Linked DNA regions of Homo sapiens: region 2 is linked to region 1. The links are chromatin loops, found by intact Hi-C in ENCODE. Cell type or tissue: Caco-2. All regions are shown on one strand. Links, peaks and the distances in the headings refer to the core of each region. The heading gives the core; the rest is flanking DNA. Region 1 overlaps ACVR2A (activin A receptor type 2A). Region 2 has its middle 430 kb from the start of LINC01911.

The links. A loop is a pair of places that touch in the nucleus more often than their neighbours do. Peaks named below come from ENCODE experiments on the same cell type or tissue, not always from the same donor. Only the 100,000 strongest peaks of a DNase experiment are listed, where the experiment ranks them.
Region 2: a loop joins it to region 1, with 13 times the contacts of the local background. A loop is called at or near these places in 7 of 110 quality-filtered maps.

Annotation. Positions count from the first base shown.
Region 1 is chr2:147,919,254-147,932,430 of GRCh38, reverse strand. ACVR2A (activin A receptor type 2A) reads right to left here. Exons shown (of 11, transcript NM_001616.5): 8 at 12,087-12,201; 9 at 9,320-9,458; 10 at 6,270-6,400; 11 at 1,609-5,351. The coding sequence ends at 5,157. It overlaps ORC4 (origin recognition complex subunit 4), which reads left to right. Exons shown (of 14, transcript NM_181741.4): 14 at 1-2,035. Among named protein-coding and RNA genes, the nearest start is that of ACVR2A, 81 kb to the right of the region's middle. In Caco-2, for the core only: no CTCF peak of the experiment used is centred there; a DNase peak (open chromatin) is centred at 5,270.
Region 2 is chr2:147,265,967-147,279,143 of GRCh38, reverse strand. No RefSeq gene overlaps it. Among named protein-coding and RNA genes, the nearest start is that of LINC01911, 430 kb to the right of the region's middle. In Caco-2, for the core only: no CTCF peak of the experiment used is centred there; a DNase peak (open chromatin) is centred at 2,993.

The DNA of each region.
Region 1 (13,177 bases), core at 3,248-8,247:
AAGTCATTGGTAGCTTGATGGGGATGGCATTGAATCTGTAAATTACCTTGGGCAGTATGGCCATTTTCACAATATTGATTCTTCCTACCCAAGAGCATGGAATGTTCTTCCATTTGTTTGTATCCTCTTTTATTTCCTTGAGCAGTAGCTTGTAGTTCTCCTTGAAGAGGTCCTTCACATCCCTTGTAAGTTGGATTCCTAGGTATTTTATTCTCTTTGAAGCAATTGTGAATGGGAGTTCACTCATGATTTGGCTCTCTGTTTGTCTGTTGTTGGTGTATAAGAATGCTTGTGATTTTTGTACATTGATTTTGTATCCTGAGACTTTGCTGAAGTTGCTTATCAGCTTAAGGAGATTTTGGGCTGAGACGATGGGGTTTTCTAGATATACAATCATGTCGTCTGCAAACGGACAATTTGACTTCCTCTTTTCCTAATTGAATACCCTTTATTTCCTTCTCCTGCCTAATTGCCCTGGCCAGAACTTCCAACACTATGTTGAATACGAGTGGTGAGAGAGGGCATCCCTGTCTTGTGCCAGTTTTCAAAGGGAATGCTTCCAGTTTTTGCCCATTCAGTATGATATTGGCTGTGGGTTTGTCATAGATAGCTCTTATTATTTTGAAATACACCCCATCAATCCCTAATTTATTGAGAGTTTTTAGCATGAAGGGTTGTTGAATTTTGTCAAAGGCTTTTTCTGCATCTATTGAGATAATCATGTGTTTTTTGTCTTTGGCTCTGTTTATATGCTGGATTACATTCATTGATTTGCGTATATTGAACCAGCCTTGCATCCCAGGGATGAAGCCCACTTGATCATGGTGGATAAGCTTTTTGATGTGCTGCTGGATTCGTTTTGCCAGTATTTTATCCAGTTAGAATGGCAATCATTAAAAAGTCAGGAAACAACAGGTGCTGGAGAGGATGTGGAGAAATAGGAACACTTTCACACTGTTGGTGGGACTGTAAACTAGTTCAACCATTGTGGAAGTCAGTGTGGCGATTCCTCAGGGATCTAGAACTGGAAACACCATTTGACCCAGCCATCCCATTACTGGGTATATACCCAAAGGACTATAAATCATGCTGCTATAAAGACACATGCACACGTATGTTTATTGTGGCATTATTCACAATAGCAAAGACTTGGAACCAACCCAAATGTCCAACAATGATAGACTGGATTAAGAAAACGTGGCACATATACACCATGGAATACTATGCAGCCATAAAAAATGATGAGTTCATGTCCTTTGTAGGGACATGGATGAAATTGGAAATCATCATTCTCAGTAAACTATCACAAGAACAAAAAACCAAACACCGCATATTCTCACTCATAGGTGGGAATTGAACAATGAGATCACATGGACACAGGAAGGGGAATATCACACTCTGGGGACTGTTGTGGGGTGGGGGGATGGGGGAGGGATAGCATTAGGAGATATACCTAATGCTAGATGACGAGTTAGTGGGTGCAGCGCACCAGCATGGCACATGTATACCTATGTAACTAACCTGCACAATGTGCACATGTACCCTAAAACTTAAAGTATAAAAAAAAAAAAAAACATAGCTAAAGAAAAACTGCATATGCAAATCATACCGTATTCATTTTTTTATTTAACTTGGGGATGGAATGGGGATAGCATACATTTTATTTGTACAATATTTAACAATCACTTATCCAAGGTGGGGTTTTATGGGGATTTTAAGCTTTCTGTTAAATACTTGCAGAAAAAATAGCAAGTACGATTTGACAGTAGTACAATAACCTGTGCCCAAAACACAAGAAATACAGAGTAAAGCGAAAATAACTGCTTACCAATATTCTGAGAGGTAACAAATGGGATATGGGTTGAGACTGCATAAAAAACGTACTGCTGGTTGAATATCTGAGGTAAATGATGTTCAATCAAGATGCTACTTGTATCATTTTGCCCATAAATGGATAAATAATTTTATGCATATCATACCAAATGTTCCTAAAAAGTAATCTTTCAAAAAAGTATAAAAGAGAAACTGGAAAGTATCTGTGATGAAGCTTCTTTCTTTAAAAAAAAAAAAAAAAACAAAAAAACCAGTAATCAGTTTATTCCACTAAACCACCATCTCGCCATGGTTTTTTTTCCCCTACCACCTGCATTTTACTTAAATGTAGCTGTTACTTAGGGGTGAGGAAATGCAACAGAAGAGATTCTTTTTAAATTTCATGATATGATTCTATTTTAAATTCCAAAGGTGTTGGGTTTTTTCCTGATTGTATTTTCAAAACATCACCATGAAAGATAGATAGTGCAAGTTCATGGGACTAACAATCGTGAAGCACAGTCTCTTTTTCTGGAATTCACAAGGTACCTAGAATTCAAACAAGAATCACACATCACATGCTAAAAAAACTTCTAGCATCTAAAATACATACAAGAGCTGTGCAGGGCATAGACTTCAAATAAAGCCGAACACTGGTTAATCCATCAGTCCTATGGCAAGTTGATCATAAAGCATTCCTTACGCGGAGATCTGGGCAAGGTAAAGAGTATAAGTTAGAGCAGCAGCAGTTCTGATGGGTATCAGAAAGGCAAAATACAAGACGAGTCATGAGGAGCACCATACACATGAGGAAAGAGTTATTTGGGGGGTCTCAGTTTGCCCCAAAATGGATCACCATTTTTCTCATTCTTTGATCTTTTTTTTTTCCAGTATCTCTAGCTCAAACTTTCTGTTAACTTGCCCACTCTGCACTGACTGTAAACCAAACACTAAATACCCTGCAAAAGAAAGTTTTAACAAGACTAGGTATAAGGACAGGTAGTCACTGGAACATTCTTATTTTACTGCTTATAAAAAGTTTTTCTATTAATAATAGTTCTCAAAAGAATACAAGTTTTAAAATTGGTTAGCTACAGTTAAATACAATACCCAGGATTTCTAAAAATTTTTTCTAACTTGAAAACATTTTATATTGTGAATAACTGGGTTTAAAAATTTTATCTCTAGTACTCACATAAGCCAAACATTCATCATAATATCCCTTGTTTATTTTTGTTTAACTTTTAAAAAGAAAGTTAAATGTTCACAACAGGTAGAAATTCATCTTCAGGAAATTAATGATTTTCTTGTATGCACATTCTCAATATTTTCCCTTCTTGATTAGTTTTTAAATGGAAGCAAAACCAGATCAAGAAATTGAGAGACCAAGTACTTTGTGAAATAAAGAGGTGAACTCAACATTGAAAAGGGAATTGCTAGGAATACAATGAATGAGACCATGGGGACACACGTGACAGTTCTGAATGGTCTGCAGCACACAGACGCTATTACTCTTCTTTTCCTCCCTGCTTAAAGTCTGTTGACCTATGTATTGTTTATAAATAACATAATTAATTTACTATTCCCAGAGATTACGTACATATATGTAAAATGTAGTGTACTGTGTGGTTAAATAACCATTTGAAGACAACACATTCACAGTGAGCTCCTGACAGTGACATGTAAAAAATTCTTTTATAAAATTAACATGGATTTTAAAATGACCTGACAGAAATACACAGCATAATACTGGCTATTTGTTGATTAATTGATTGGTAATCTGGAAATTCAGAAAATTAATGTTTTACTTTTTGGCCTGTATAAATTTGAGGAAGAATCCAATTGTATTCTAACGTAATATTGTTTTGAAAAGCACTTTAGCACCTGCCTACCATCAATTCCATTTTCTTAGCAAGGATAAGGCATGAACTATCCTAAATTAGTATCAGTGTTAGTTGTAAAAGCAATTTTGGGGAGGAGGCTAGGCTATGCTACCTATATCAACATTGGTTACCTCTAAATGTCATTGCATATTTTAAGTTATACGTTTAATTTGTTATCCCTGATTTGTTTTAAAGCAGTAACATCTGAAATCTGCTTAAAGTTTAATATCTTTATCCTAGGATAATTCTTTACATATCACAGACATCAAATATTACTCTGACAAGATGGCACCAAGCAGAAGTATAGTGATAAAGTTACAAGTCTCATAGCAGACAGTGGGGAATTCTGGGTAACGACACTTCCTGAGGTGATCCTAAAACAGTGATAAAGAATGTCCCACACACTGTTTGGTGAAAAGAAATACACTACAATTTTACATATATAAATAGAAAAAACTCTATTTTAAAAGATAAAATGAAGAGCTTTCCAGTGTCACAGCTCACTTTAAAAAATTTTAAATCATGCTTTAAATTTTCAAATATTCCCCAAACACAGCACACCTAAAAAAAATACTTAGGTAAGTATGCAAATTTTGGGAACTGGATATAAGATGGGGCTTTAAAACATGGGAAGAAGGGGGAAATGACACCATCTTTTCAAAAAACAGCACTTTTTTTCCCTACATTACAAGCCAGCACAAGAAATGCTAAAACACTGCTTTACGAATGGCCACTTATTGTTGGCACTAAGCATAGCTTACCTTTTTTTCCTTAAATAACACAGTGAATTTGTTACAAAACATGGATCGATTTATTATTCAAATTTTGTTAGTGTTTTCAATTTTATAATTTAGCAACCGTGGAACTGAGGTATACCTTGTTGAGGGAGGTTAAAGTAATGCTTGGAAGCCTCTTTACTGTACCCCACTTTGATGACTTTATGTACACAGAACAGCAGCACACTAAACATTCACAAGCTGTGTCATATTGGCATTACAATAGTCATTTATAGAAACAACAGCAAATGCAATAAAAACAAGTTACCCTTTTTAAAATCTGAAATGAAAAGTTTTTGATTTAAAAAAAATAGCAGTAGTTCATTTAAGGAATTAGTGTCTTCTGACAGACATTAAGAAATCTGATGTCAGTTTTCAAACACTCCATTAGCCAGGTCCAAAAGATCCTTGATTTGGAGAGGGCTACATTCTTCATGTACACTTTTTCAAAAGTTTCTTTATAGAGTTTGCAAGGTTTCTCTTAGTCTCATGTCCTTCACATCTGTGCTGTCGGCAATGCAGTAAGTCTCCCAGAGCAACATTTTTCAACAAAGGGTCTTCTTTCTTAACATTTCCAAGAGACATCCTACTCATTTTACACAGAAAATAAACTGTAAGCAGTTTCTTTAGCTTAGCAGCTCCAGTTCAGAGTCCCATTTCTTAGTGTGCACAGATGGCGCAACCATCATAGACTAGATTCTTTGGGAGGAAAGTCAACATTTGTCACCATTGTGACCACTGTTACAATGTCCTCTGTGGTAATAATATTTGTTAGTCTCTGCATCTGGGTAATTCTTTCACCTACACATCCAGCTGATAACCTGGCTTCTGCGTCGTGATCCCAACATTCTTCAATGGTTTCACAGAGCATTGCCATTCCCTAAAAGGAGAAAAACATATACTCAAACGCCACAGCAGTTTTTGTTTTCTATTAGGAAACAATAAAATTTTCATGAAGAAATGGCTATTTTTCTGGGTCAAAGAAGTTTCTGTCAACATTCACTTTTATTGACTACCATGTGCAGAATCATAAAGAAAAGCACAAACAGAACTTTTTTTTTAAGCATGAGACTATCACAAGAGGAATTTTTTTAACTCCAAAAAAAAAATCTCTATCCCTTGTTCATAACCCAGGTCATTTCAATGCTAACCCTTCAAATGGACTCAAAAATCAAGGATAAAGGGGACCTACCAATTTTTATTGTTTTCTTAGTTAATATCAGCATTTCTATCTTACAATTAAACAGAAGATCAGAAAGCCACCCTTGGGATTTCTCTACCTGGTTTTAGCCAGGTTTCTAGTTATATTTAGACTGAAATAACCAGGGCAATACTGTTATGTGCCTGGTCTCTATAGTTTTAAAGCACTATTAAGACTTGAAAGTCTAAGCCGAAATTAAAAGGCTACAACAAACTCCCATGGAGAGGAGAAAACATGGTGCTTCATAAACTTTTTAAAATGTTGTCATATTGGAAGTGGTCATCAGCAAAGTTACCCAACTATCCACAGTTTCCGAGTCTGGCATGCCTTTTCCCTGGGAAACTTTCTAAATAGATGACACAATCTTCTGCACAGGACCATTGAGACAAAAGCCCTCTAAAGCTCTATTACTTTACAATCACCTTCAGGGGTATACAGACATAGCCCTAATTCTGCCTCTAGAACTCTAGAATATCCTGTGTGAAGATCACCTTCCAGAAAATACTTGCAGAAGAAAGAGAAATGTGCAGAGATAAATAATTCCTCTGAAAAGTGTTTTATTGGAATTTCAAATGAAAAGCTAACTGGATAACTTACAGCATGTTTCTGCCAATAATCTCTTAAAACAGGCCTCTTTTTTTTATGCACAACAACTTCCTGCATGTCTTCAAGAGATGGATGCTGGCCAATTTCCTCCTCAAATGGCAACATGTATTCATCTACAGGTCCTGAAAAGTAAGAAAAGTAAAATAAATCATTTTCATTAAAATCCTCCTGACTTTCAAACTGGTACAAACTTTCTAAAATATACTCTGTCACCTATTCCCAACTGTTTACATGCTATGAGGACAGAAGAGAAACAGACTCTCAACTGTACTTATACCACAGTGTGACCAAACTAATGTATGGGAAATGAAAAGGCCTATAATTTGGCATGTAATTCCCTTAAAGATTGCATAAGGGGCTTTCTTATCTAGGTATAAAGGATGCCTATTTCCATCTGCACAGAGGACATAAGGAACAATCAGTATTTGTAAATTAACGTTATATAATATCCCTTTAAGGTACCCATTCCTTACAATTCAGATCAGAATGTTAACAGTGGTGCTTCCAGCTCTGGAGGCTCTAGGTTCAATCTATTATAACCATGTTTATTCTATGGCATATCCAAACCCCCTGCATGCCCCACATGAGGAATTATGCACCTCAGAGTCATACCTCTTCTCTACACTCCCTCACAACAGCTGCCAAAAAGTACATGTTTATTTTTTAGAAAATCACAAACAGGCTCTCCAACTAGGGGTCCCAACAAGTCAGGATGTGCCTTCATAGACAACATTAAACAACATAAATAATTCCTTTTTTCTTAGGCCTACTCAGATAAATAGAAAATTGTATTTAGGAGTTAATAATAACTAACATCCAGTAAGCACCTATCCTGATCAGAAACTTTACATATATTACTTACTTCACAGGGTTAAGATGGCAGTACCTCTATTTACTGATAAGAAGCTCAGAAAAGTTACATAATTTGCACAAAGACATACAGCTGTTAAACGGTAGAGCTGGAATTGAACCCAACTCTCTAAATAACTCTGAAGTCTGGTTTTAATCACTGGATTGCCTTCCTTTGACAGACACAGGTCACCACTGAGCAGTATCAGTGACCAGATAGATGTATGTGTGCATAAACACAAATTTTGTGAAGCTCTTGAAATGCACTAAATACTCCTGGGTAGAATACAATGAATCATAAAGGGGTCATCTAACTTAACCCTCTTCAAATATAAGAATTATCTATGGCTGGACAGTTGGTCTCTGCTTGAGTACTTCCAGTGACAAAGTACCGACATTCTAAGGTGTCTATTCAACACTTATGTGGTGTACAGGCCAGCAACACTGCCGTCAACTGGTAGCTTAGCTTTTAAGAAATGTAGACTCTCAGGCTTCAACCCAGACCTACTGAGTCAGAATCTAAATTTTAACAAGATTCCTAAGAATCTGGTATGACACATTAAAGTTTGAGAATTACTTCATTTAACAAACAAGTAACCATCAACACACGTGAAAGCACCTACTTTAGCAATCAATGCTCACACTATCCTCTCTACCCCAATTTCTGACTTAACAATTGGGTTCTGACTTAAGAGTCAGAAATGCCTGACTCTGAAATTATTTCATGGCATTTAAGAAAAGTCAGTATCTAGCCTTTTCTTTTTCCAAAAGAACTTCTCTGAAACCTCTCTTCCCCATAAACAAAGCAATTTCTCCCCTAAACTCCTAAAACACATGCTTGTATTTCTTAAGTATTGCACTAACCCAGAAACATTTATTGAATACCTATGTACTGGGGAATGGGCCAGACAACTCACACTTAACTTACTCTAGAGTTAATTGTCCAGGATATATTTTATTGCCCTAACTAAACTGTATATTACTTGAGAATAAGGTCTTGTGTCTCCTAAATTACTTAATCCAATGATTTGTTATGGAGAGTTCATATTAATAAAGTTCTTATAAAATATATTTTCCTATAACATCTGCCATCTAACCTACTTCTGCTTCCATAAATGCACATCATAAATGTCATTCCTCTTAGAGTCAAAACACTCTGCGTTCTTAACGCTTCTTCCTAAAGACTTCTGAAATTATTCCAAAATTGCTTCAACTTTTCTTAGGTTTGGCATTGACTCCCAAGCCAATCCCTCAATCCTGGAAGAATGCCCATTTCTGAACACTCTATTAAATTCCCTTTAATAGTACCCTATATTGAATTTCATATTCCAGTGGCAGTCTGTCCTACAACGAGAGCCTATTACAGTACTCAGAAAATAAAATATTGTTAGTAACATAGGTTACATTGGTTATAACTTAAAATATTCACAATTTCTTCTATGGTCTTTGACAATCACAGGAAGTTTTTAGGCAATTATAAATTAGAACTTAAGAAACAGATCAAGCTCATTTACATCTGTTTAGGAGTTTAGCAGTCGGCAAGTTTGCCTTATATTATTCAAAACAAAAAATGCTGCAACATACTTGAAGACAGAGTAAAGACCTTATGAAGGAGTACTAAAGACAGTGCTTGAAACACTAAAATAGTTCTGTCACACTGGAAATATCGTCTGAAAATTTACCCAGAAAAATAAATAAATAAAAGCAAATATCTATAAGACTTGAACATGGACTTCAATAACAAGAACAAGTAATAGAAACCCTTTAACCTGGGGGGCAGGACCCATATGACCTTAAAGCAGACCTCTCCCTATGTCTGGATCAGAGTTTCAAATCTAGGTTTCATCATTCACCAGTTTGAGGCTAAAGTAGGCAAACTACTTAATTTCTCTGCATCTCAATTTCCTCATATGTAAAGCATAATAACTACCTCTGAAACCGTTTTAGGAAATAACCTTAAGGTATGTGAAGTGTCCAGCAACATAGCTAGTAATGGTAAAGGATCAATACATAGCAATTCCTTTCCTCTCCTACCCCACCCACTGCTCCCCTGCCTCCTGAATTCTCTACCATCTCTTGGAGTCAATTAAAAAAAAACTGTACTTTAAAATATTACCTTGGAGTGTATCATCCCTTTTCATATATGTGTGGTAGGCATATATATCTTTTTTAAAAATATTTTTTTCCCTTACCATCTGCAGCAGTACAGCGAGAAGCCAGTTCCCATAGGACTAATCCCATGGCATACATATCTATCCTCAAAAATGCATCCCTTTGGAAGTTTATAGCACCCTCTAATACCTCTGGAGCCATGTACCTCCGGGTACCAACCTGAAAAAGATGTTAAAAGCAAAGAGTACTCATTCATTAACTTTATGAACTAACATATGATTTTGTAAGATGAATCAAAACCAAATGTGGTCTATTACCAGGGTAAGGTATACACACTATAGCGTATAAATAGAAAGATCCTTTCTGCGTATACTTAAAAAATATATCAACAGACATTATGCTGGTACAGACTTAGAAGTTTTTATGTTCCCCTTTCTGGATGTAATCACAAGAAACTGAACCAATTGTCAGCTGGGAGAAGGATGCTGCATACTTTTCAACTGTACCTTTGCATACTGTTTGAAATGTAGCTTTAAAAAAAAAACTTTTTTTGAGGTCTTTTCTCTGTATTAAAAAAACTAATAAAATGTTATAAAAAGAATTAGCTAAGTAAAGGACAGACTGATGTTAAAAAGTTCTATCTGTACAAAATCTATGTATTTGTTTATTCATAAATTCTTCTGTCTTGGAGTCCTTTATTTATAACTGTCCCCAACAATTTGGTATTTCTTAGTACTGTAACTATGGTTACTAAGCTAGTACAGCTAGCTTTGGTTGGTGCTTGACAACATTCATATATGAATGCTTAAAAATATTTGTGAGATAGCTGGGTACATCACAACATACTTGCGATGTATTCGAACTAGAGAGTAGTCTAGATATTGGTACGTCCATAACGCTCCATCCTTAGGTGGCTATAATCTCTACTCTAGACTAAAAGTTGGGCAATTTATGCAAATATACATGTAAAGATTTTTTTTAAGAATAAAGACAGATCACTAAGACTAAAGTTCAAGGAGAACACATTAAAGGGAAAAGTGGCTCTACTTTTAAAAAATTTACTACTCAGAATAATTATTTTAATTGTGCTATCAGTGAATGTTTCCCTAAAGCCTACTTTTCTCTTACAGGTAAATGTATGCCATCCAAGGTACCTACCTCTTTTATTGTAAGATTATGGTTTATTTACCATGTTGACATAAAATGTTCCCTCTTTTATATGTGTTCTTTGTACTATATAAAATGTGCAATAACATGCAAGTCCCTCCAAATATTTCTGAAATTTTCTGGTCCATGAAATCTAAAGTCAAGGAGTCATTACTGTAAGCCAATAATTTTTAACTAATCATAAAACCCAGTTGTGAAGGAGTTAAAAATATGACATGAATGAGTCAGAAATTTTTTTTCTCAAAAAATGAGGGAGGGCTTATGAGGTACCAAATTAAGAATATGTTCCCAGAATTTAGTCTTATGATAGTCTATCATTCAATTAGCTTAGAAGTTTGTCCTCAGGCTTCCTACACAATCTTGGTAGTATTCTCCACAAAATTGCCTCCATTCCCATACACATTTGCAGTCAACTTTTCTAGAGCTATATGGCTACTGACCATTACCCCAAACTACATTCTTAAATAGTTAGTCAATACTGCCAAAATTGGTGGTGCCATGACATTAAAAACGTGTCCTCAGGAACCAATAGGATATGCTGGGGAAAAGAAACCTAAGAATTAGTTGGCCAAATAATTTACATGATATGAAAGATGAAGAAATGATAATGTCGAAGGCCTGAACCATTTAGCTTTGTAGAAAATGTCACCTTTTAGGTTGAACTGGTTTCCCTGATTAAAAGGTGATCTTGGCTGGGCGTGGTGGCTCACGCCTATAATCCCAGCACTTTGGGAGGCCGAGGTGGGAGGATCACTTGAGGTCAGGAGCTCGATACAAGCCTGGCCAACTTGGTGAAACCCCATCTCCATTAAAAATACAAACATTAGGCTGGGCATGGTGGTGCATGTGTGTAATCCCAGCTACTCAGGAAGCTGAGCCAGGAGAATCACTTGAACTTGGAAGGCAGAGGCTGCAGTGAGCCAAGATCATGCCACTGCACTCCAGCCTGGGTGACAGAGCGAGACTCTGTCTCAAAAATAAATAAATAAATAAAAATAAAAGGTGATCTTGCAGGAATGAAAACATCTTTTCCAGCCTCAAAGTTTCTGAGAATAAACTGTATGGATAATGTTCTTTTCCCTTTTGGCCTTCCTAGAGGTTCCCATTACTAAGATTTCTGTGCATATGGATATATACAGAGGTGTGAAGAGTTACCTAATTCAGGGGTTTACAAGTGCTCTGAACTCTGGAGAGAATTTGGAGAAAAGCCATCAAGTTGATTAAAGAAATTAATGAAGCAATAAACAACAAGAAGCAATAAACTATTATTGCATGGGAAAATGGACAGGAAATCTTAATACACTGTAGTAAGGACAGTGACTAATTATTCTTCCACTCTTCTTAAGATGGTGAAAGAACTAACAGACTAAAACTACGGAGTTCATACGAAGAATTCCCTAAGAATGAGGTCTGTTAAAAGGTGGTGGATTATTCTTTGATCAATTTTTCAAAAAGAATCCTATGACGTGTGTCTAAGGGTTGCTTTACGAAGTGCTTGATCTAAACCACCTGAGTCCTCTACCATCATATGAAAATGTCTTCCTCAGAAACTTTGATAACTCTATTAGATGCTGATTTAAACACCACAACAATTTTAGACTAATTCAGTCCTGACATGCCATTCTAAGAAAATATGGAACAAGTTTATTTTTTCTTACATTTTATAATCATCATCCTTACCTGTCCATGGGTATCGCCTGCAGACTTGCCAGCCTCAAATTTTAAGGCCAACCCAAAGTCAGCAATGCAAGCTGTCAGGTTGTTTTTCAACAGCACATTTTTACTTTTGATGTCCCTTGCAAATAAAAAGAGTATTCAAATTAAGTTTAAACTAGTTACCTTTTTAAATTTTTTATTGAAAGCAGAAAAGGGGGAATATGTACACTATGAAAAAATAGTTACTTAAAATTATGAAATGCAGAGAAAGTGAGACAAACAAAGCTCAGAGCCCCATGCAGCCTTAAACACAAGAGCACGGTGACAAACCCCTATTCATAACATGGACAATAAGAAGGAATCCTACCTATAAAGCAGTTATATAAAAATCTGCCATACCAAAAAGATATGTTATCTATGTCACCCACCTACCAATCATAAAACTACTGTTAATATCTCAGAGTTCTGATTTGCAAACTCCCATAGAAACAGAAATTTTAAACCAAAATGAAGAAACTTTTAAAAAATAGCTGAATTGGGGCCTTCTGCTTATTGGTAGAGACCTACATTTTAGAATAATCCCTTATTATAGAGGTTCTTATATTCTTCCACCTGGTTGTAGAAAAGCATCTTATGGAATGAATAACAGAAACTTTTTACCATAAACATACACTGCTCTAGCTAGATCCTGGTGTTCTGAAAAGGGTAACAGTTTTAAGGCAGTAAGATATCCTCTTCTACACACCTGTCTCAACTGGCTCATCCTAGAGATTACTATACCCTAGTTAAATACATCTATGCCAATGACTAGTGGTTAAATTTATGTGCAGACATATAGACCAATAATGGGATACTGAAAGCACAAGCAGACACTCCCAAATGCTATAAAAGCTAATCGATCTTAGTTTCAAAAGACTTTCAGGCCCTTAATAACTTTGGGGGTCCTTAAGGATTAATTCCCTATGTGACCAGGTAGGGCAAGGGAAAATCGAAGACGAGGCCAATAGACTGCATGTAAGAAAGTGAGAAGAGTTATTTCTGAGGTAGACGTCATTTAAAGTTTGCAAAATCAGAACCTAAATTAGAGGCTGACTTACAATAATGCCTCCCAGCAA
Region 2 (13,177 bases), core at 2,755-7,754, 650 kb after region 1:
CTTTACATAATGCAGATGTTAGTCATGCCTCAGGAATTGAGGTTAGGTCCTCTGGACAATGCTAGATGCTGAGAATTCTTCACCTGTGCTGCAGTCAGACTCCAGTCACCTGCTACTGTGATTGGGTTCCTAAAATATATGACGCAGGAGACACTATTTAAATATACTCTTTATTTTTGACTAAGGCTTTAGCTAAGTCTTGTCCCTTTTGTCTGCTGGCCTTTCAAGGTGAAGTGGGCTCAACAATAAAAATAATCTCTAAGACCTCTTTGCTAAGTATATGTATGAGAAACATTGGCCAGGTTCTTAGTTGTAGGCAACAGAATCTGACCTAACAAGTTTAGTTGGAAAGGGATTTATGATAGTTCACAAAATTATTGGGAAAGTTAAAAGTACAGACTCTAGGCTGAGCTTCTGGGAACGATGCCCAGAACCACACTGAAAAACTGGCTTGCTAAGGAAGCTGCTGCTGCCATTGGCCTCAGAACCCCAGTGCTTCTGCCACAATCAGAAGGATGTTGCATTGGGCAAGTGTTGTCACTGCTATTGGCCTCAGAAGAACCAAACACCCCTGCCACGATGCTGTTTGAGAGCAGTTTTCAAAGTGTGGTCCCTGAACTAGCAGTATCAGCATCACCTGGTAACTTGTTAGAAATGCAAATTCTCTTACCGTGCTCCAGACCTATGTAATCAGATACTCTGGGCATGAGGCCTAATGATGTGTGTTTCTGATACAGGCTAAAGTTTGAAAACTACTGCTATGTGAAATTGTTCAGTTTATTTCTCCAAGTCTTGCACACATGCAGGTGTATCTGCTTGGCAGAACATAGGTCGTGCAACAAACTCTATGACAGGATACTGGGAAAAGAAGTCTGTAGCAGTACTTCTCAAAATTTAGTATGTATCTAAATCACCTGGGGATCATGTTATACTGCAGATTCTGATTATTAGGTCTGTAGAACAATGCCAACAAGATCACAGGTGATAACAATACTCTTGATATGTGGACCACAATTTGTATATAGAGAGCCTGTAGAATAGAAACAATGCTGAAAGAGAGGTTGGGGGATTGCAACTCATCCAATATGCAATATCTTCTACCCAACTTGTCTTTTAATAAAAAACCTATAACCTCCAAAATTTGCAAGAGGAAGAGATCCTCCACATGGGTAGGGGCCTGATGAATTGAATCGTCACATATTTCCCTGCCTTTACTTGAATTAGGAATCCATTATCCCCTTTCTTGGAAAACTTTGAGGTATCTGGGTACTGTATTTTAGAAGAGAGGTTGGATATTTTTAAAGCCTAAATTAAGCCAGACTTGGCGCATAGTTCTCGACCTTTTTCTCTGAATCTCTTTGGTCTTAGAAGACTGCATCTTAATCAGAAAATAAGCCTTATACACTCAACAACATGGTCTTGCCCAGGCTCCTGTTGTGACTGCCACTGTTGAGTTCCCACCTGCCAAGAGAGCCTAAAGTCAAGTATTGATATGGGAGCAATTCCTGGAGGCTTCATCTGTCTACCTGGTAGCCAGTTGATTACATTTGATCTCTTCCTTCATGGCTAAAGGAGTGCTTTATTTTCTTAGGAATATTCTCAAATTTCAGGAACAGGTTTTTCTTTCTTGCCTGGAGGACTTCAGAGAGCATTACCACTTTTTGACTTACATTTATGCCTTATCATGATATCCCACCTAACATTACCTCCAACCAGAGAACCTTTTACAGAAAAGAAGTGTAACTGGTCTTATGATATGCCCATTATCTGAAACTGTGGCTGTGCTCTAGAAAGGAATGTCAAGGAGGGCAAAGAGAACTATACTTGGAGCCCAGAAAATTCACTAGGTCATCTCTAAGTATTTTCTTGCTCAATTATCCTGGTCAATGGAAAACCATGAAAACCCAATAAAGATCACGAAGGACTCATATTCCCCAGTAATGATGATTTGGGTCATCTCACTATCTAAAGAGCCCTATATAATTGAGGTGCTTACATAGGATAAGGGAATAGAGAATAGTTAGTGGCAACTATGATTACTAGCACAGATCTTGTGACTGGCTGTAGAAGCAGCAACTGTAGCAATTCTGTTTTATGTTAGTGATATAGTTTGGCTCTGTGTCCCCACCCAAATCTCATGTCAAATTGTAATCCCCATGTGTCAGGGAAGGTGCCTAGCTGGGTGTGATTGAAAAATGGGGGTGGGCTTCCTCCTTGCTGTTCTTGTGATGGAGTTCTCATGAGATGTGGTTGTTTGAAAGGTTGTAGTATTTCCCCCTTTACTGTTGCTCTTGCTCTCTCTCTCTCTCTTTCACTCTCCTGCTCTGCCATGTTAAGATGTGCTTACTTTCCCTTTGACTTCTGCCATTATTGTAAATTTCTTGAGGTCTCCCAGCCATGCTTCATGTGCACCCTGTGGAACTATCAGCCAATTAAACCTTTTTTCTTCATAAATTATCCGTTCTCAGGTAATTCTTCACAGCAGTGTGAGAACAGACTAACACAGTTAATTGCTTCTTTCTCCCTTTCTTTACTACCTCCCCAACTACCTTCTGTGGAAAAAAAGAACTGATAATGGCTTATAATTTAGGTTTCAGGTAGTAACATGGTCATGATAAGTAGCTCATGGGACTTTGTTGGGGAGACCAACTTCTTGTCTGAATAAAGAATCAAAGTGGATGTAGGAGTGAACTAATTGCCTTTCCTGGGAATCTTTTCATTGCTTCTCCAGATGAACTCTCCTCACTTCTCCTTTCACCTCTGTACCTAAGAAGACTGGCCAGAAAGAATTATGTCATCTTTCTTCTCTTCTAGTTTCTCATTCTGTTCATACAACGGGGAGCACTAGCATGAGTTCTAAAGAAAAGTAAAGTTGGGAGACTTATTTTCATGGTTCCGCATGGGTTTTCTGGGTAGTAGCTACTACCTAAGCCATAAGCATACTTTCATAAGCTACTTCCATAAGCCTGTCAGATGGCCACCCCACACCACTCTCTTGCCCCCGCAGGCCTGATGGGTAATGACACCCACTGCCCCTAGCTCGGGAATACTGCATGCTCCTTTATGTTTTCTTATACCTTTCCTACTCCAGGTGTAACTAACTCCTTTATTAAACTCTCCTTAAATCACCCATTTCAAGAGTGGCATCTGCGTACTGCCAGGACCCTTTCTAATTCTGGGGTGAGGTTTGATCCCCGCTAAAATGACCAAGATTTGAATTCTACTGTCTCCTTTTGTGGCTGTAGAATAATTAAATTTTACTTTCAAGTTATTCCAGATAACATTTAGTCATGTAGAATATATTGTTTCAAATATTCTACCATTTTGGCATGAATAGGAGTTCTATGGAGCTAGTTTTCAGTTGATTAAAACAAGTGACAATCTCTAACACAAATAGTACATACATTTGTGTTACATACAGCATATGCTGTATGTGATACATACAGCATGTGCTATCACCATCCAGTGTGCATTGAGTGACTTTACGTGCTCACTAACCAGTGGTTTCTAGCTTTATGTCAACATAGTCCATTTTCAGATTTCAATTGTAAGGGGAGAGAATATGTTTTCTATGTATTTTCTTATTGGATCATATTTTCTTTCTTTCATGTTCTTAATTCCAAAATTTTAATTTGGTTGGACATTAAGTTGTAATAATGTGTATATTTGTGTGACTTGCTGCAAAACTATACTGAGTTTCCTGACAGGATAGAAACCACATCTATTTTGCTTATTCTTAAATATCCACATAGAAGACACAATAAATCTTTGTTTGGCAAATCAATCAAACCCATTTTTGCATAGAAAAAAAGATACAGAGGCTCTAATTTGGTTTATATTACTGAGAGAGTCTGTATCAATGATTTGGTTGTTTTTCAGACAACCTATGTTATTTTCACCACAAAACCAACATTTTCAGTAATATTATATATGCTTTTCTCTTGGTGTCACAATTGAAATTATACAAATTTATTTTTTAATTGGGAGTAAAATGGCTCCTAAAACAGTCATTTGCATGGACCTGCTTGAAAGTAAATGAACAATGAATAAAACAGCATATGAAAATGAATAAACAGATATTGGCCCTAAGATGAAAACACATAAGAGAGACAAGTTGCAGCAGTATTGTGGCCTGGGAAGTGTGGGGGAATGAAGGCATCAAATTCATCAGTCACAATCTTTTAAGGTAAAGCATACAGAGGATGTTTCATTCATTTCACTTATCTACTCACTTTTATTTGTTGCTATCATTAATAAATATTGTATATGAGGTCCTATGTGCCAGACATTTTTTAGGTACTGGGGATATATCAGATAGTGGAACAGGACACGGCCCTCCTTTCTTTTAGTGTCCAGTCAGAAGATATTCTTTAGACTTAAAACAGTACTTCCTGTGCTACCCTTGTTTTGTCTGAACTTCAGATTGATTGATAATGGCTTCTGCTAAGACTTATAGAAGCAGGGCCTAGCAATTCTTTTGTTGGCATGAGAGAAAAAAGGAAAATAGGAGTTTGTGGGGAGGAGCTGGATCCTAAAGAGCAATTCTATACAACTGATTGAAAAGCATTGGTGAACTAAGGAAAAAAAACTGAGCCCCTGAGCCAGCTGAGATGCTCTTGGCTTCCTGATGGGCAGGGTGTCATTATTTCTTGGTAAATGAAAGCAATGAGATTCTTTTGGTTAGATTGATACAGAATTTTTGAAGAGGAATTATAGTAATTACCCTTTATCTGTGGGGTATACATCTCAATACCCCCAGTGGGTGTCTGAAACTGCAGATAGCACTGAACCAAATATATGCTATGTATTTTTCTCTTTGATAACTGAGATGGCTGTTAAGAGTCTAACAGGCAATTCAAGAGGCAGAGCCTAATCTCCCTCTCCATGAGTGTGAATGGATTTAAGGCCCCACATCTAATAAGTTAAATAAAGTAGAAGTGATAGTATACAACTTCTGACTAGGGCACAAAAAGCACTGGGACTTTCTTATTACTTTTTTCTTTTTCTTGGATCTTCTGCTCTGAGGGAAGCTGGTTGCCATGTGGTGAGGACATTTTTGCAGGCTTATGAATGGTTCATGGAGGGAGTTGCCAAGGCCTGTTGTCAACCTGCAATAAACTAAGGCTCCACTCAATAGTTATGCCATTGAGGCTTCTTGAAAATGAAGCCGTTAGCCCAGGCAAGTCCTCAGATGACTGCACCCCCAACTGCCATCTTGACTACCACCTCAGGAGAGCCCCTGACAGCTAAGATGCTCTTAGCATGATGATAGTATAAATCATCATGTAGTCATTCCCTGGATTTCAATGATCATCTCTCCCCAGGTCACTTTCATGTACCTTTTTCTCCAATCACCTGACTGCTTACTGAAATGATTCAGTCTTACCAAGTGGCCAGAGAATCCTGAGTGTCTAGTTGGTACCTTAAATTCAACAAATACTAAATTAGTATAATATTTTCTTCTCAAACTAAGTATGTTATTCACCAGTTACTCAGGTTAAAGCCTTGGTATTATCTGTGAATCGACTTTCCTCCTAGGTACATTGACTGATGGAATTCATTTCTGTAAGATGGAGTCCCCTACTACAACTCAGCCTCTCATTATTTTTACCTAGAGAGTTGGATTAAATGATTTCCCTACCTTCAGCCACTCCTTATGTTAACCCAATTTAACACAAGTGTCAGACCAATCTATTTTATTTTAAAGCACTTCAGTTTATTTTAAAGCACAGCTTAACCTTGGTGACTCCTTATTACCTGTGGAATAGTTTACATTCCTTAGCATGGTATTCAAGACCAACTTATCCCTCTAAATTCCTAAACTTCTGCAAGCAGAACTAACTGCTTTCAAAAGTACATATTGTAGTATTCTTATCTGCATGTCTTATGTTCCATTTCCCTGGAATGCCCCATTTCCCAATTTCAAAGTGTTGTAGTTTTTTATCTATTGTTTGCCCTTTACAATTGCTACCTCTTTGAAGACATCTCCTTTGATATACCATTTTAAAACTAATCCCTCTGCCTCCCATAATACCTTTTATTTCCCTTCTGTTATCTTAGATAAATGTGTTTATTATATCATCTGGTAGATTATAAGTAGTTTAGTTAAATATTTAAATTACATTTTGTTATTACAATATATTTTTAGAAATCATCTCGATACGGTGTTTTCAGTTTTATTTTGATATATAGGATTTGGGAGTCTGATCCTACCTCTACCACTGTTTTGCTTTGCATTATTTATCTTCAGTTTCCTCATCTGTAGAAAGGAGGTAGCAATAGTGCACATTCCATAGTTTTGTTTTCGTGAGATTCAGATGAGACTCTGATCAAACTCTTAGAGAGTGCCTCATCTACCAAAAGCTCAACAAATGTTGGCTATTATTATACAATGACTGACATAAAGGGAGATTAATAATTAAATATTTTGTACCCCAAACACATTTATGTCCTAGTCTACAGCCTTAATTACCTGGGATTCCTAAATAATCCTAATGAGGTAGTTGTTGCCTATGAGCAACTACCTCATCAGGATTATAATCCAAGAAAGGCCAAGCAAACACAAATATGACTCCTCCTTGTACACAAAGTGTTTCCTCTCCTCCATGCCTTTCTGTGAATTACCTCACAGGATTCATTCACTTCCCAAAGATAACTCAGATATGATCCTGTCCTTTGAAGGTTTATAATCTAGTTGGAAGAGATAGTTCTATATACACCTAACTGTCATACAAAGTAGACTGTAATTTCAAAGAGAAATGGCCTTAAAGGATGAGGATGATTTCAGTGAAGTAGAAGACATTGGAGAGGGTCATCTGTAATAAAAACTCTTAAGAACACAGCAAAGGCAGAGTGGTGGAAAAGTATACCCTGTCTTTGGAGATTATTGTTTGAATATTTTATTCCTCTTTACTTACCTCTCAGATAAACTTAAAACTTCTAAGGTGGAGAAAATGAAGGAGTAAGCTATCCAGGAAGAAAACCACTCAAAGGAACTCTATATATAGTCAGAGTTCCACTTCTGTAATAGAAGAACCCAGTGAGGCAGCATCCTCCAATCATGTTCTCTAAATTCTGCTGTATGAAGTAGTTATGATGATGGCAAACTTGGATAGTACAAATAGAGAAAGGGCAATACTATGTGTTTATTATCAATAACATATGTTACTTACCATTCATGAAAAGAAAATGAGTCAATCACAGCAAGTATCAATATCTTCTCCAATAATTGGAAAAATGCATTATAAACAACCAATAATAAAGTTTCAGGTAAGGTTTAGGTATCTTTCTTTCAAATATATGTATTGCAAGTCCGTGCATTTACTGTAACCAATTGTGGATGTAATAAAATGATCATGACATTAATTTGTAAGCTATGTTCCCTTTCCTCTTAGAGTGCTTATAATATTTCATTCTCCTTCATTGACCCAATTTCTTAGAGAGAAGGGTCTAAAGAGGCCTTTTTTATAAAGCTTATAGAGAAAGTGGGCACTTTTCTTTTTAAAAATCATATTAAAAATAGGACAAAGTACTTTGCCAGCATGGGATATTAACATAAAACACGTGGAAAGTGCTGCTGTCACAAAATAGCTTAGACTTTTTTCCATGAATCCAATTTGTCATGGTGTTCTGAATTTTAGCATAACTTTTTCAGTAAAAATGACTCTTCACTCATCTATGTGAACAAATGGGACTTTAAGCATAGCATCACAAGAGGATTTCCTATGCTATGTTAAGACCCCAATATAGGGACATTCCATTGTGAATATAAATAACTCCAGTCCCTCTAAACATGCCTCTCCATATGCTTTTGCTTAACAATGCAGCAGATGCCATGGATGGAAACCACCTCTTTAGCTATAGGCAGGCCAGCAAGCTTCTGTCACTGTGTTCTCACTGGTAGGTCATTGGATGTGAATGCCAGTGGGGCAAGTCTCTTGGCAGTCAAACTTGCAGGTGGCTTGCAGGCTTGGGGATATTTTAGGGCTGCTCTACCTTGAAAGCCTGACAGGTTTGTTTTTTTGTCCTGTGAGGCCATGTCAATTTCTTTTCCAGGTCTGATGCTTCAGAGAAACCTCTTGAAACTGAAAAGGAAGAAAGACCTAGATGAGGACATAAATACAACTTTGGCATTAATTTTTTCCACTATATTTCATAAACTGAGCATTGAGAATCTCTGAATTTTCTATGAATGTTCCCCAATTAACCCCACTCATCATATGTTCCTAGAGGCTATAGAAATTGTTTCCTAGATGTTGAAAATTTATTATAAAAATTCTTAAGAGGCTGAGAGATTTCTGGATTTAAACAACCCCTAAAATTTAAACTCTTTTGGGAAAAACCCCTGATGCCAGGAGCTAACTCTTAATGAGGTATTAGTGATGTTTGTTTACCATAACCTAGGCTATGAAGAGAGAGGATGCTGCCTTCTTCCTCAGCCTGTCTCTTTTACTTAAGGCTCTTAATGTAGACATCTATTTCTGTTGATCCTTTTTGATGATTGCTTCCTGCTTCTTAACATGCTGCCAAATCTTCTCTCCCTACACTCTAATAAAGACTTAAGAGCATGGATTTTAATATGCTTGTTTACTTGTTTTACTAAAAATAGAATTCCTGGTATTCAAAATCCTATTGTTTTACTTATGTAACTGTGTCTTCTATTATCTTTTGTTTATTAGTTCTTGGGATTAGTTTAGATTATATGTATACCTCTTTAAAAATTAAACAGAAATTGTGCAGAAATTAAAACTAAAATTAACCACCTTAAACTTCTGGTTTTAAAATGGCAGCATAGAAGCAAGCTGGCTTTACTTCTGCTCCCCACACAAAACCAAAAGCAAGTATACAGTGCCAAGATTTCATTGATAACAATGCAGAGCTCAAATGTGGCCTCAGGGATAGAACCTGGGGCCACAGAGAAGTGAAAAAGTTCAGAGTAGACAGTAGAAGAATTGGACTTCACATCTTCAATATCCCCCTGATATGGTTTGGCTGTGTCCCCACCCAAATCTCATCTTGAATTGTAACTCCCACAATTGCCACATATCATGGGAGGAACCTGGTTGGAGGTGATTGAATTATGGGGGTGGGTCTTTCCTGTGCTGTTCTCATCATACTGAATGAATGTTATGAGATCTGATGGTTGTAAAAACCAACTTTTTAAAACACAAACTTCCTCTTTGCCTGCTGCCATCCATGTAAGACATGACTTGCTCCTCCTTGCCTTTGCCTTTCACCTTTTTCCATGTTTGTGAGGCCTCCCCAGCCACATGGAACTGTAAGTCCAATAAACTTCTTTCTTTTGTAAATTTCCCAGTCTTGGGTATGTCTTTGTCAGCAGCATGAAGACGGACTAGTACAGTAAATTGGTACAAGGAGTGGGGTGTTGCTGAAAAGATACTCGAAAATGTGGAAGCCACTTTGGAACTGGGTAACAGGCAGAGTTAGAACAGTTTGGAGGGCCCAGAAAAAGACAGGAAAATGTGGAAAAGTTTGGAACTATCTAGAGACTTGAATGTCTTTGACAAAAATGCTGATAGTGATATGAACAACAAGCTCCAGGCTGAGGTGGTCTCAGATGGAAATAAGGAACTTGTTGGGAACTGGAGCAAAGGTGACTCTTGTTATGTTTTAGCAAAAGATTGGTGGCATTTTGGCTCAGTTCTAGAGATTTGGGGAACTTTGAACTTGAGAGAGATGATTTAGGGTATCTGGTGGAAAAAATTTCTAAGCAGCAAAGCATTCAGTAGAAGACATTCAGTTTTATAAGGGAAGCAGAGCAAAAAAAAATTGGAAAATTTGCAGCCTGACAATGTGATAGAAAAGAAAATCCTATTTTTCTGAGGAGAAATTCAAGCCAGTTGTAGAAATTTGCATAAATAATGAGGAGCTGGATGTTAATCCCCAAGACAATGGGGAAAATGTCTCCAGAGCAGGTCAGAGGTCTTCACAGCAGCCCCTCCCATCACAGGCCCAGAGTCCTAGGAGGAAAAAAATGGTTTCATGGACCAGGCCCAGGGTCCCCGTGCTGTGTGCAGTCTAGGGGCTTGATGCCTTGCATTCCAGCTACCCTAGGCATGACTAAAAGGGGCCAAGGTACAGCTTGGACGATGGCTTCAGAGGGTGCAATCCCCAGGCCTTGGCAGCTTCCATGTGTGGTGTTGAGCCTGCGGGTGCACAGAAGTCAAGAATTGAGGTTTGGGTACCACTGCCTAGATTTCAGAGGATGTGTGGAAACACCTGGATGTTCAGGCAGAAGTTTGCTGCAGGGGTGGGGCTTTTATGGAGAACCTGTGCTAGGGCAGTACGGAAGGAAAATGTGGGGTCAGAGCCCCCACACAGAGTCCCTAATAGGGCACCACCTAGTGGACCTGTGAGAAGAAAGGCACCATCCTCAAGACTCCAGAATGGTAGATTCACTGACAGCTTGCACTGTGTGCCTGGAAAAGCCACAGACACTCAACACCAGCCTGTGAAAGCAGCTGGGAGGAAGCCTGTACCCTGCAAAGCCACAGGGGTGGAGCTGCCCAAGACCATGGGAACCCACCTCTTGCATCAGCATGACCCAGATGTGAGACATGGAGTCAAAGAAGATCATTTTGGAGCTTTAAGATTTGAATGCCCTGCTGGATTTCGGACTTCCATGGGGACTGTAGGCCCTTTGTTTTGGCCAATTTTTCCCATTTGAAATGGCCGTGTTTAACCAATGCCTGTACCCTCATTGTATCTAGGAGGTAATTAACTTGCTTTTGATTTTGCAGGCTAATAGGCAGAAGGGACTTGCCTTGTCTCAGATGAAATGTTGGACTATGGACTTTTGAGTTAATGCAGAAATGAGTTGAGACTTTGGGGGACTGTTAGGAAGGCATGATTGGTTATGAAATGTGAGGACATGAGATTTGGGAGGGGCCTGAGGGGTAATGATATGGTTTGGCTCTGTCCCTACCTAAATTTCTACCTTATCTTGAATTATAACTCCCATAATTCCCACATGTCTTGGAAGGAACTTGGTTGGAGGTGATTGAATCATGGGGGTGGGTCTTTCCTTCGTTCTCAAGATAGTGAATGAGTCTCACAAGATCTGATGGTTTTAAAAATGGGAGTTTCCTTGCACAAACTTTCTCTCTGTCTGCCACCATCCATGTAAGATGTGACTTGCTCCTCCTTGACTTTTACCTTCCGCCATGATTGTGAGGCCTCCCATGCCACGTGGAACTGTTAAGTCCAATAAACCTCTTTTCTTTGTAAATTGCCCAGTCTCTGGTAGGTCTTTATCAGCAGTGTGAAAATGGACTAATATACCCGCCTTCCATTCTTCCTGGCAAGAAGCATGTAGAAAATCTTTCCCCAAATTATGGTTTCTATAGTAAAAATAGTGAGATTGAGGTGGTCAATCAATTTTCCCATAATGTTGAGTTCCCTGGCAGGAGATCTGTTCTTTCCTTAACCCAAAGGAAATATAATGACTGCCTGAAGGGAGAAATATCCCTGAGGACAGCTAGAGACAAGGGGAGGTTGGGCTACCATCCCTAGTCCTATAAACTCTTTTTTGTAACTTGACCAAAGGTGACACCAAATCAAAGTGGCTATTCAGCAGCACCACACTGTAGGAGGTATATTTCATAGATCCCTCAGCAAGAACTCCTAGCCAGCTTTCCCACACTGCTGGGATAATTCTTTTGAGATTGCTGCCTTTTGGGAGAGTGGAACTCCAATCATTTACTGAAGTCAAGGTGAAACTGGGCTTAAGGTACCACATATAGCCAAAAATGAGGCAGCTACCTAACAGTAAAGATTTGCTAGGCAAACATAGCCAATAAAAAACAAAATAAGCCAGGGAAATAAAATGGAAATAAATAAATAACCCTTCAGTACAAATACACACAAGCAACAATAGCAAACAGGGAACTACGATTTCCCCAAAAGGAAAAAGCAAGTTTCCAACGACTGACCTTAGTGAGACAACAATTTATGAACTCTCTGACCAAGAATCCAAAATAGCAGTTTTAAGGAAACTCAGTGATATCCAAGATAATACAGAAAGCAATTCAGAAATTTATTAGAGAAAATTAAGAGATTGAAATAATTTAAAAATCAAACAAAAATTTTATAACTGAGAAATACATTTGCTGACATCAAGAACCTATTAGAGGCTTTCACCAGCAGAATGGACCAAGCAGAAGAAAAAAATTAGTGAGCTTGAAGACCATATATTTATAAACACACATTCAGTGGCAAAAAAAAGGATGAAAATAAATGAAGACCACCTATGAGATATAGAAATTACCCCGAAAGACAAAATCTAAGAATTATTGTTTTTCAAGAGGGAGCTTGGTGACAGCAAGGGTTAGAAACCTTACTCAAAGAAGTAATAGCAGAAAACTTTCCAAAACTTGAGAAAGATGTAAATATTCAGGTACAGAAACATCTGAGAACACCAAACAGATCCAACCCAAATTCTATCCAACACATATAATAATAAAACTCTCAAAAGTCAAGGACAAAGAGAGGATACTAAAAGCAGCAAGGGAAAATAAGCAAATCACATGTAGAGGATCTCCAATTTGTCTGGCAACAAAGTTCTCAACAGAAACTGTACAGTCCAGGAAGGAGTGGAATGACATTTTCAAAGTACTCAAGGAAAAAAACTGCCATTTGAGAATACTGTAACCAGCAAAATTATCCTTCAAAAATGAAGGAGAAATGAAGTCTTTCCCAGAAAAACAAAATTGAGAGAATTTACCACCACTAGACCCATCTTACAAGAAATGCTAAAAAGAGTTCTTCAATCTGAAAGAAAAGAAACCACTAACATGCAAAAAGAAAACTTTTCAAGGTATGAAACCCAATGGTAAACTTAAGTATATGAATAAAGCCAGAATACTCTATTACTGTAACTGTGGTTTGCAATCTGCTTATAACTCTGGTATGAAGCCCAAAAGACAAATCTATCAGAAACAATAATAGCTACAACAACTAAGAGATAGGTAATATAAAAATATGTATATTGAGACAACTCAACATCGAAATGTGGGGGGAGATGGAGTTAAACTGTGCATTTTTTGTTGTTGTTGCTTTTGTTTCTATTCTTTTCTTTGTGATCCAAGTTGTCATCTCTTTAGAATAACTTGTTATATCTATAAGATGTTTTTTGTAAGCTTCGTGGTAACCACAGCAC